2 separate regions of the Homo sapiens genome follow, and region 1 is linked to region 2. Evidence: chromatin loops called from intact Hi-C (ENCODE). Cell type or tissue: PC-9. All regions are shown on one strand.

Region 1 (5,000 bases), 350 kb after region 2:
ATTGCGCCACTGCACTCCAGCCTAGGTGACAGAGTGAGACCCTGTCTAAAAAAAAAAAAAAAAAAAAAAAACAACCTAATGTTTCCAAGTGTACTTATAAAGTGCATGTAAAACACAAAAAGGCTCATTTGATTTGTCTAAAATATGTTATTTTACTAATATGCCAACAATATAAATAGTAAAATGTTTAATAATTTTGTAGCTGAGAACTTGAAATGTGTTGAGAGCAAATAAGGAACTGAATTTTAATCTTTAACGTCAATTACTTTAAATAAATAGCCTTATGTAGTTAGCAGCTACTATATTAGAGAATATAAATAGAACATTTCTGTGGTTGCTGCTGGGCCAGATAGTGAGCATTTCAATAAATCAGAAGAATTTAATTTTTTATAGACACACAGATCTAGAATACTAATTCATGGTGGCAGGGCCTTTGGAACCCTGTCTCCTATGTTTATTTTCTGTCTTCTCCTCCCAACCCATTTCCTTGTTTTCTACTCTCTTTTTATTTAAATCCTTTGGCAGTAGGTGTAAATGGAGACCTTCCATTCACTCTCCTTCCTGTTCCTCATTTGCACCTTTGATCAACCACATTTGGGACAGGGAGTATGGACAGGACCATTTGTGGGCGGGGGGTGGGGGGATGCAGACAGCAAGGAATCAAGGCAAGAAATTCTGCGTTTATGACTTGAACATTTGGGTGGGGCAGTTTCCTCAGTATTGAGACAGTTGACCATTAATCCATGACTCCATTATCTAGCCAACTCTTACAGATCTCTTGAGAATCTGAAAAAAACAAACAAACAAAACAAAAAATGCTGTAGATCCTGTCCTATAAAAAGAAATTATGATACCAGATATAGAATTTTACATATGAAAATTTACTCCAGGACAAAAATCACAGCCTCATGGACTCTTTTGGGAACCTGATACTTAAGGGTTCTACCCTTGGTTTCACTGTGGGACTGCCTAAGTTGTGTTTTACCTCTTATGTCACACAGAATAAAATTGGTTTTAATACATGTGCCAATTTGCTTTGCAGCATCTGGTACAAAGCCATAGAGCCATAGACTTTTCAGAAAACAATTGATTCCTGAGAAAACAATTCTGGAAAAAAGAATTAAATCTAATATAATCCTTTTTTGTCTTGTACAGTTTCTTAGAAGCACACCTAATTGTGTAGGGAGATTTTGTCAGCGATTCCCTCATTGGCTTGTGAGTGCAACCCCTAAATGGCATTTAAGTTCTTCGACATATACATGTGTGTTATCTATTTCTGCATATTAGTTTACCCCCCCAACATTTAGCTATTTAAAACAAGAGTAAACATTATCTCACATAGTTTCTATGGGTCAGGAATTTAGAAGCAGCTTAGCTAGGTGGTTCTGGGTCAGAGTCTCATGACATAGTCAAAACATTAGCCAGGGATGCAGTCGTCTGATGACTTGCCTGGAGGCAGAAGCTCTGCTTCCACAGTGGCTCTCATTCATGTGGTTATCAAATATGTGCTGCCTGTATGCAGGAAGCCTCAGTCACTCAATAAGTGGCCCTCTCCATAGTGCTACTTAAGTATCTCACATCATTGCAGCTGGCTTCCCCTAGACTAAGTAATTCAAGAAAGAAGGCAATGCAGAAGCCACAGTATCTTTTATGTCCTAGCCTTGGAAGTCACACACCATTATTTCTGGAATATCCTATTAGTTACACAGGTCAGTCCTATTCAGTGTGGGAATGGACTGCATTAGGCATGGATACCAAGAGGCATGAATCATTGGGGTCATCTTGGAAAGTAGCTACCACAGTGTGTAGGGATGATTTTGTACCTTCCTTTCCTTCCCCACAAAGCTGATTGTTCTATTTCCTCTTAAGTCCATCCTTGGTTTGGGGGCATTTTTTTGTTTACTTGTTTTTCCATAGTAGCATTAGACAGGTGATAATGGGCATTGGTTTATAGGAAGCTTCAAAGTCAGTGAAATGTCAGTTCTGTAGTTGTTTGCAGAGCACTTATATCTCTGTACACCCCATACTGAAAATAAAGTAACTGTGCTCTTAATCTTAATTTTTCTTATCATAAACTCACTCTTCTCTTATTTTTTTTTTTTTTTGAGACGGAGTCTCGCTCTGTTGCCCAGGCTGGAGTGCAGTGGCATGATTTCGGCTCATTGCAACCTCTGCCTCCCAGGTTCACGCCATTCTCCTGCCTCAGCCTCCCGAATAGCTGGGACTACAGGCGCCCGCCACTATGCCCAGCTAATTTTTGGTATTTTTAGTAGAGTCAGGGTTTCACCGTGTTAGCCAGGATGGTCTCTATCTCCTGACTTTGTGATCCGCCCACCTCGGCCTCCCAAAGTGCTGGGATTACAGTCATGAGCCACCGCGCCCGGCCCACTCTTCTCTTTTAATGTAAAGTCTCTTACAGATAATAGAAATGTGCCTGTAGAAATCACAGTGATTTTATTGAGGTTAGTTCTAAATGAAAGTCATCTTAATCTCTTTTCTTCTTTTGCTAGGAAATCTTTTCTGCTGCCACCTACTGCCCATAAGATGGATTATTCTCCTCCCTTGTGCTCTGTGTTCCACTCCCCTACTTGTTAGCTATATGGTCTTGGGCACATTCCTTAATCTATTTGTGCTTCCTTTCTCCTATTTGCAAAACAGAGGTAACAGTTGTACCTATTTCTCAGATTTGCTGTGTGAGCTAAATGACATGACTGCAAAATACTTAGTGTGGTGTCTGGCATATTGGTAAGCAGTATGCTGTCACTAGTATTTACTTTGGTGATGATGTTGGTTATTGCAGTCACACTAGATTATAAATATATGTATTTTTAGATGTCTCTTTTACCTTCCCATCTATTGAACAATTGCTGTATGCCAGATACTGTGCTAAGCACTTCATAGGCCTCATTTCATAGGTGGGTGGTATTACTACCATTTTACCAATGAGGAAATGAGAGATAGATTAAATAACGTGTTCCAAAATCACACAGCTATTAAGTTGTACAAGTAGGCTTCATACTCAATAAATGTTTATAGAGTTGGTTTAGTTTTAAGAAAGATGTATCAGTGTGAAGTTCAGAAGAGCATCTCTGGTTGAAAACAAGAGACTAGAGTGGGTTAATGATCCATAGTCAGATCATTTATAATGAAAATGATCTTAGCCTCTCTTTTAAACCATAATGCCATTTAGCGTCACTTTACCAGTGCATATGTAACGGGAAGGGAATGTAAGGAGAAGTAAAATGAACTTTGCTGTTTTTATGTTGTGGAGTCACTATTTAAATGTTTGAGAAGAAAAGTTACAGAAATTACACTAAACTAAATCCAATGACAATTTATCGGAATTTTAAATTAATAAACATTTTAATAGAAAGCTCATTAATTCAGATTCCATTGTGTAAAATAAATTTACAGAGTGATGGTGGGAACAAAATAAGCATGTGCCAAGATTTGTTTCTTGAGTTATTTCTAAAAAGGTGGTAATCTGTGTTGTCTTGTTTCCTGATCTTGAACTAGTTTCTTCCCAGCCACCAAGAGGTCAGCTCCTCCTACTTTACCTGGCCCAGGGGCCAGTCCATCTTTATGATGGGATTGTAGAGATTATGAAATGTAACTTTACTCAGTCAGTAAGCTGGGTGGTCTTTTAAACCTACTATTGAGTATTGAATTTATAGAACTTTGCCTTTTTTTGTTTTACTTTTTCCCTCTCTGTACTTTGTCTTCCTCTGAAAAAGAGAACTCTGTTCTTCTCAGCAAGGACATGTGTGATTTGATTTTAAGTGGAGCTCATTGCATCAGGCAAAAGTTTTTTTGATGAATGTCTGTAGGACTGTGACTTTCGATATCAAAGATATTTATAATCAAAATAATTAGCGTTAAAATTATGTTCATTAAGTGATTTGAAAATAATTCAAGAGAAAAATATGAGATCATTACAGGTCTGAAGAGCATGGGTGTCTATCAAATTTTATTGTTCAGAAAGTGAATTTGTTTCTGGTTTTATGCTCACTTAAAAGGCTTGTGCTTTTTACTGTGATCATGCAAGCAGTCGTTGAATTTATCCAAGAAAGAGGAGACTGGTTTTGGCAATGTCACAAGCTCACAGGCTGTAGTCAGTGAAAGGACATCTGCACATTAATGCCAAATAGGATTTTGCTAAAGAGCAAATTAACATAAATGGGCTGGTGGCCATGTAGATGAGGTAAAACTGATGTCAGCCAGTGTAGTTAATGGCTGCCGTGGCCAGAGCTGCTCTCTCCATGTTGGCATGGGTGCTGATGTAGTGGTCAAACAGATAGATAAATTTCTGATGATCAGTGCCTCCCATAAGTCCTGGGGAAGACCAGAATGACAGTTCTACCTGTTATCTTCCCATACTGAAAATGAGAAGGAAATGCTGTTGGATGATGGTCATGCATAGGTTCTGAGTGTCATCAGAGCATGTGACATGCTGCAATAAGCATGGGTTTGTGGTGTTCCAGGTTTTCTCTGGATTTTTTTTTTAATGCAGCCTGTGCATGAATCATGAAAATGAACATTTTATCTGAGAAAGGCTTGGAGGAATCTGTGGTCTAGACAGGAATTGATGTTAGGTTATTGATGCACAGAATGTGGATGATCATTAAGGGTAAAACTTCTTTAAACAGGGCATATCTAAGGAAGGTCAGGAGTCACGAATGAAGTGTTAGCATAGTTCCTCAGTGATTGTTAGAAAAGGTGGTCAGCCTGGCTTTGGAGAGTAGGTTCTGTGTCATATACCCTTTCCTGCCACCTGTTCATTTGCCATACTGATGAATTAATATGACCCCATTACATGGGCTATATGAACCTAATGTGTGGATTCTGATGCCATAATATCTTCACTTGTGTACATGACAACAAGATTAGAAGCAGCTTTAGCTATTTTGAAGGAAATTAAATGAATTAAACCTAATCATTCACATTAAGAGATATTCACATTCCTTCCCCAAAGGCTGTGCTAAATGTATATAAGGGCAGCT
Region 2 (5,000 bases):
CCCCAAATCATCTGGAATTCACCCACTGTTTCTCCTATTTATTGGTCTGGTTTCTTAATTGATTTGACAATACCAGTTTTCCCTTCATCTTCCCTGCAAGAGGAATTATGAGGAGAAATTTGACCCAGCTTTATTTGTTCTCCTAAGTGCCCTTATTATGTCTCTTGTGTTTTCTTCAAGATTTGGGCGAAGGTGTCCTGGTGCCTTTCACCCACCTGACTTTCTCCCTCTGGTTGGAAGCAAGACTGGCTCTGAGACAGATGGCAGCATTCACAGGGCCCTTTGAGGGGTTCCACCTGTCTCACAGTGTCTCCCATACTGCCCCAAATCTCTCACCATTAGACTCATTTGTCTCTGTTAGATGGGCAAAAGTAGAATATTATTTCCAGAAGGTAGAGGATACCTGCATGGAGCACTGAGGATGGTCCTCAGAACAGGACAGCTGGTTTTCAGCTTAGGGAGACAGAGAACTGGTGCTGAGGGGTACAGGGCAGTCCTGATTCCATAAACAAGCAAGTCCTGCCTGACAGCAGACTACCTGTTGACTATCAGGGCAGAGAGTTCTGGTTGACTGATTACTGGCAGAGGAAAAGGAGGAGTTTTTGTAGAAATAAGTACCCTTTAAGGGTAAACTCTGGCCGGGCACAGTGGCTCACACCTGTAATCCCAGCACTTTGGGAGGCTGAGGTGGGTGGATCACTTAAGGTCAGGAGTTCGAGACCAGCCTGGCCAAACATGGTGAAACTCTGCCTCTACTAAAAATATAGAAATTAGCTGGGTGTGGTGGTATGCACCTATAATCCCAGCTACTTGGGAGGCTTGAGGCAGGAGAATCACTTGAACCTGGGAGGCAGAGGTTACAGTGAGCCAAGATTGCGCCACTGCACTCCATCCTGGGCAACAGAGCGAGACTCTATCTCAATAAAAAAAAAAAGGGGGGGTAAACTTTACCCACTTCACCACTAAGAAAGTATTAGAAGTTGTTGCTTGTGAGGAACAGGTTTAGGGGTAGGCCAGACTAGGGCAGGGAAACATTCCTTTTTAACTATGTGCAAATATTACTTTGACAGAAATATTTTTTAAAAGAAGACTCTAGGAAGTGAACAGCTCTTGATCTCCAGAATCTTGCTAATGGTTAAAAAAGGAGCTTTAGTTGTGACAGATCAGGGTTTGAATCTGACTCCGCCCCTGGCTAGCCAACCCTGAGCCTCATTTAACCTCTCTGAGCCTCAGTTTCCAAATTTTAAAATGCGGATGATGATAATATCCCCTCAGAACTGTTCTGTCTCTAAAGAGTTAATGCATGTTAAGAGTTTTCAGCCGCTCCTGGTCCATAGCAAGAGCTCAATAAATGTTAGATATTATTATTACTATTCTTCCACTGCCCCCTAGACACTTCTGGAAAATACATTGCCTCTGTTGGTTCCTTGAGTCCCTGTAGAAGAGTGTGTCCTCCCTAGCCCAGAAAGCCAGCACTTCCCCCATAGCTACTTACTTTGTGACTCAATTTGATTTATTTTCTCCATTGCCTTTTATATACTCTCATTTCCATTCTATTTTACTGTAATATCTTTCTGTAGGAAAAAGAAGGAAAAGGATGGAGCATCAGGAAACTTACTGAGCCAGACCCCATAGACTCCCTGGTCAGTGAGAAGCTCCTCAGGAGGACCCCAATCTCCACATTGAGTCCTAGGACCCCTGCTCTCTGTCAACTGCCCCCTACCCCACACTTCTCAGCAGTTAAGGCCAGTGATATGCAAGGATCAAATATGACTCACTCAGACACCAGCCAGGAATGTATAGACACTTGATTCACACCCATTTCCCCTTTAACAAGAATTTTAATGGAATTAAAAACTTTTAGTGGAATCATATCTGAACATTTCAAAATCACAGAATTAATTTCATTTGCCTTTTATTAAATTAGCAATGATCCAACTCTGCTGAATACCACCTGATGGCGTCAGTTACCCAAAAGTTGGGCTTCCCTGGTCTCCTGACTTATGTGTCCTCTAGTCATTGAAGATCTCAGGGTGGCCACATTTGGCCTTCAGGCCCCATTTGGGACACTGGGCATTAGGGGAACCTGGAAGGTATCTCTTCCATGCTGACTCCTTCCCTTCTGGCACAGCCAGTTCTCCAAAATATGTTCTTTAGTGTCACCCATGAAGGTGGAGTTGACCACGTCATATGATTTGAGGGTCACCAGCAGGTGTCCTGCTGATACCTGACTTTATTTTCATTATTAGTTCTCCCTCTGAATCCCACAGTCCCACCCCCACCTCGTCTCCCATGGCATCTTCACGTTCTGAGTCATCAACATGAACATTTTTAGGCTGGGCGCAGTGGCTCATGCCGGTAATCCCAGCACTTTGGGAGGCTAAGGCGGTTGGATCACCTGAGGTCAGGAGTTTGAGACCAGCCTGACCAACATGGTGAAACCCCATCTCTACTAAAAATACAAAATTAGCTCAGCATGGTGGCACAAGCCTGTAATCCCAGCTACTCGGGGGCTGAGACAGGAGAATCGCTTGAACCCGGGAGACGGAGGTTGCAGTGAGCAGAGATCATGCCATTGCACTTCAGCCTGGGCAACAAGAGCGAAACTCCATCTCAAAAAAAAAAAAAAAGAAGATTTTTGTGCTTACCTTAAATCTACCTACCAGACCAAGTGTTAAAAGCCAGGACCATGACTTCTTTGTGTCACTATTTTCTGCCCTACACGTACTATGGCACTGCACACATAGTCAGAAAGGTGAACCTAATTGAATCTATGTGTTATGTATTATTGACTAAAGCTTTGATTTCTGTATGAATGCAGCTCCTGTGGAGGGGGCAGCACTTTAAGGTGCTATGAGTTATTTTCTCCTTAGTACAAATGACAACTCTGAGAGCAGGTTTATATTCATAGGAAAGAGAACAGAATAGGGCCCTGGGTTCCTTGTAGGGGAGCAAGAAATGTCACAAAAAGGGTGAGAACTATAGATGGAGCTTTCGCTGTCTGTGCCTGCCCCACAGTCTTGCCTGGGTCCCAGCCTGCCTTTGTTCTCCCCTTTTTTTACCCTTCATCTCCCATAAACACTCACTGGCATGGAGCCGCTGCTAGCCTGTAGAGATCCTTTGTGTAAATTTTTTGAAGGCCCATCCCTTCTAGTCAGATGCAGTCTTGCAGGTGCAAGGCTTGGCAAGCAGATGGTGCCTTTGGGCAAATTAGAGAAAAGAGCCCCTTCCTATGGGCACTACCCTGGCTGTGGCACATGACTTGACAAGCAGATCAGAGGTCACTTTCAGCTTCCCTGTGCACCCTCAGCTTTGAGCAGGGCAACACCAGACAATGGCTGTGGTAGCACTCACTATCAGAGGTTCTGTGGGCCCACTGTCCTCCAAGTGCCCAACAGCTCTTTCTGTAGGGATACTAACCCACCCACATGATCCTGTCCTATGCCTTGTCTCAGAAGAGTCTTATTTAATGGCTGACTTGCTGACTTCTGATAAACTAATTCTCAGCAAAGGAGAGGAAAATAACATTTATTAAGTATCTAGTAGGTATAAGGGGCTGCCCTGAGGGTTTTCTTATGTGATATCTTAGTAAATCCTCATAGCAGTCCTTAAGGTAGGTATTATTATCCTAATTTTACAGATGAGGAAATTGGTTGCAAACCTACTGCTCATTGACCTCTTGTTCCACTTCTCTGAGCCTCCGTCACCTCTTCACCCCCCAGGGTCTGCTCCTGCTGTATGGTGCCTACCTGGCTGGCCTGACTGGCCATGTCAGCTCCCCTCCTGTGAATCAGTCCTTAACCATCATGGTGGGGGTCAACCTCCTTGTACTGGCTGCTGGGCTGCTTTTTGTAGTCACCAGATACTTGCATTCCTGGCCCAACCTGGTCTTTGGACTCACATCTGGAGGGATCTTTGTTTGTACAACTACAATCAACTGCTTCATCTTCATTCCCCAGGTATGGATTTTGCAGGGCTGGTCCTCTTAGTCACTCTAGAGTTTTTCACTGACAAATTGCTCATTTTGTTTTCTACTGATACCTTTCCATGCCACTTATTGGAGAGTCAGAAAGCAGACAGGGGATCCTAGTGAGCTGGTTGCCTTTGTCCTTTCTCACTGTCCTGGTCAGCAAGGGGGACAAGGCAGAGTGGTCCAAGCAGTGGTGGCAGCCCCTGTTTGCACTCTTCCACACCTGTGGTGCCTGTCCCTTGGGGGGGCTGCCTCGCAGTCCTGCTTTTCCATCCACCCTCTGGTCTGCTGCACTCGTTCCCCATCCTCCCCTCATTTCCATCATGTTATTACTATTTCTTTCACTAGCCTGGGAGCAAGGAACCTTTATATTTTTCCAATTGGGGATTGCAGACTCACAGGAAAAAATCCATTTAGATGGAACTTTATGATTTAAAGTGCTTTCTCTTTCTTTTTATTGGAGGAAAATACAGAACATTTCTCTGCTTTTTACAATAAGGAGAGGTAGAAACTAAATAAAAATATGTTTCATATTATGGGGATTTTAAAAAATCAAATGAGGGAGGAAGACAGAAGCAGAAATAGCCAGATAGCAAAGAAGAAAGGTAGTCAGAGGGAACAGAGAAGGAATCCTAGGCTCAGAAAGCAAGGGGATGTGGGATTGTTCATGCTACACCCTGGGGACCATCAAGCCACATATATCTAGGTTAATGAACTTGGCACTAGGTACTTTCTTGTTTCCCTCCTAGTTCTCCTTTTCTTCCCTCTGAGACCTCCCTCATCCCACTCCTCCTTCAAGACCCTGTCCTGATTCCCATTGCAACTTCCAGTTGACTGTAAACTAATTCCTCATGATGGAGCTAACTGATAATGTAAGTGTTGGCTGATGGCACGTTACAGTGTATTTGTGAAAGGGAAGAGTGCACTTTGGGTCATGATGGTATGACATGGGCATAGCCCTGTTACGATTCTTCTCTATCACAAATCCTCATTACAGTACTCAACAGAATACATAAATATGGAAAAATCT

What was found. Hi-C counts contacts between places; a loop is a spot of excess contacts. Peaks named below come from ENCODE experiments on the same cell type or tissue, not always from the same donor. Only the 100,000 strongest peaks of a DNase experiment are listed, where the experiment ranks them.
Region 1: it touches region 2 in a loop (5-fold over the local background); 15 of 110 quality-filtered maps call a loop at or near these places.

The regions. Positions count from the first base shown.
Region 1 is chr3:119,828,762-119,833,761 of GRCh38, reverse strand. All of the region lies in intron 10 of GSK3B (glycogen synthase kinase 3 beta), which reads left to right. Among named protein-coding and RNA genes, the nearest start is that of NR1I2, 49 kb to the right of the region's middle. In PC-9, a CTCF peak has its summit at 2,595; no DNase peak of the experiment used is centred here.
Region 2 is chr3:120,180,084-120,185,083 of GRCh38, reverse strand. GPR156 (G protein-coupled receptor 156) reads left to right here. Exons shown (of 10, transcript NM_153002.3): 8 at 3,723-3,959. It overlaps LOC105374065 (a long non-coding RNA gene), which reads right to left. Exons shown (of 3, transcript XR_924392.3): 2 at 1,496-1,574. Among named protein-coding and RNA genes, the nearest start is that of GSK3B-DT, 87 kb to the right of the region's middle. In PC-9, a CTCF peak has its summit at 1,992 (motif pointing right); a DNase peak (open chromatin) is centred at 1,993; H3K27ac peaks cover 705 bases.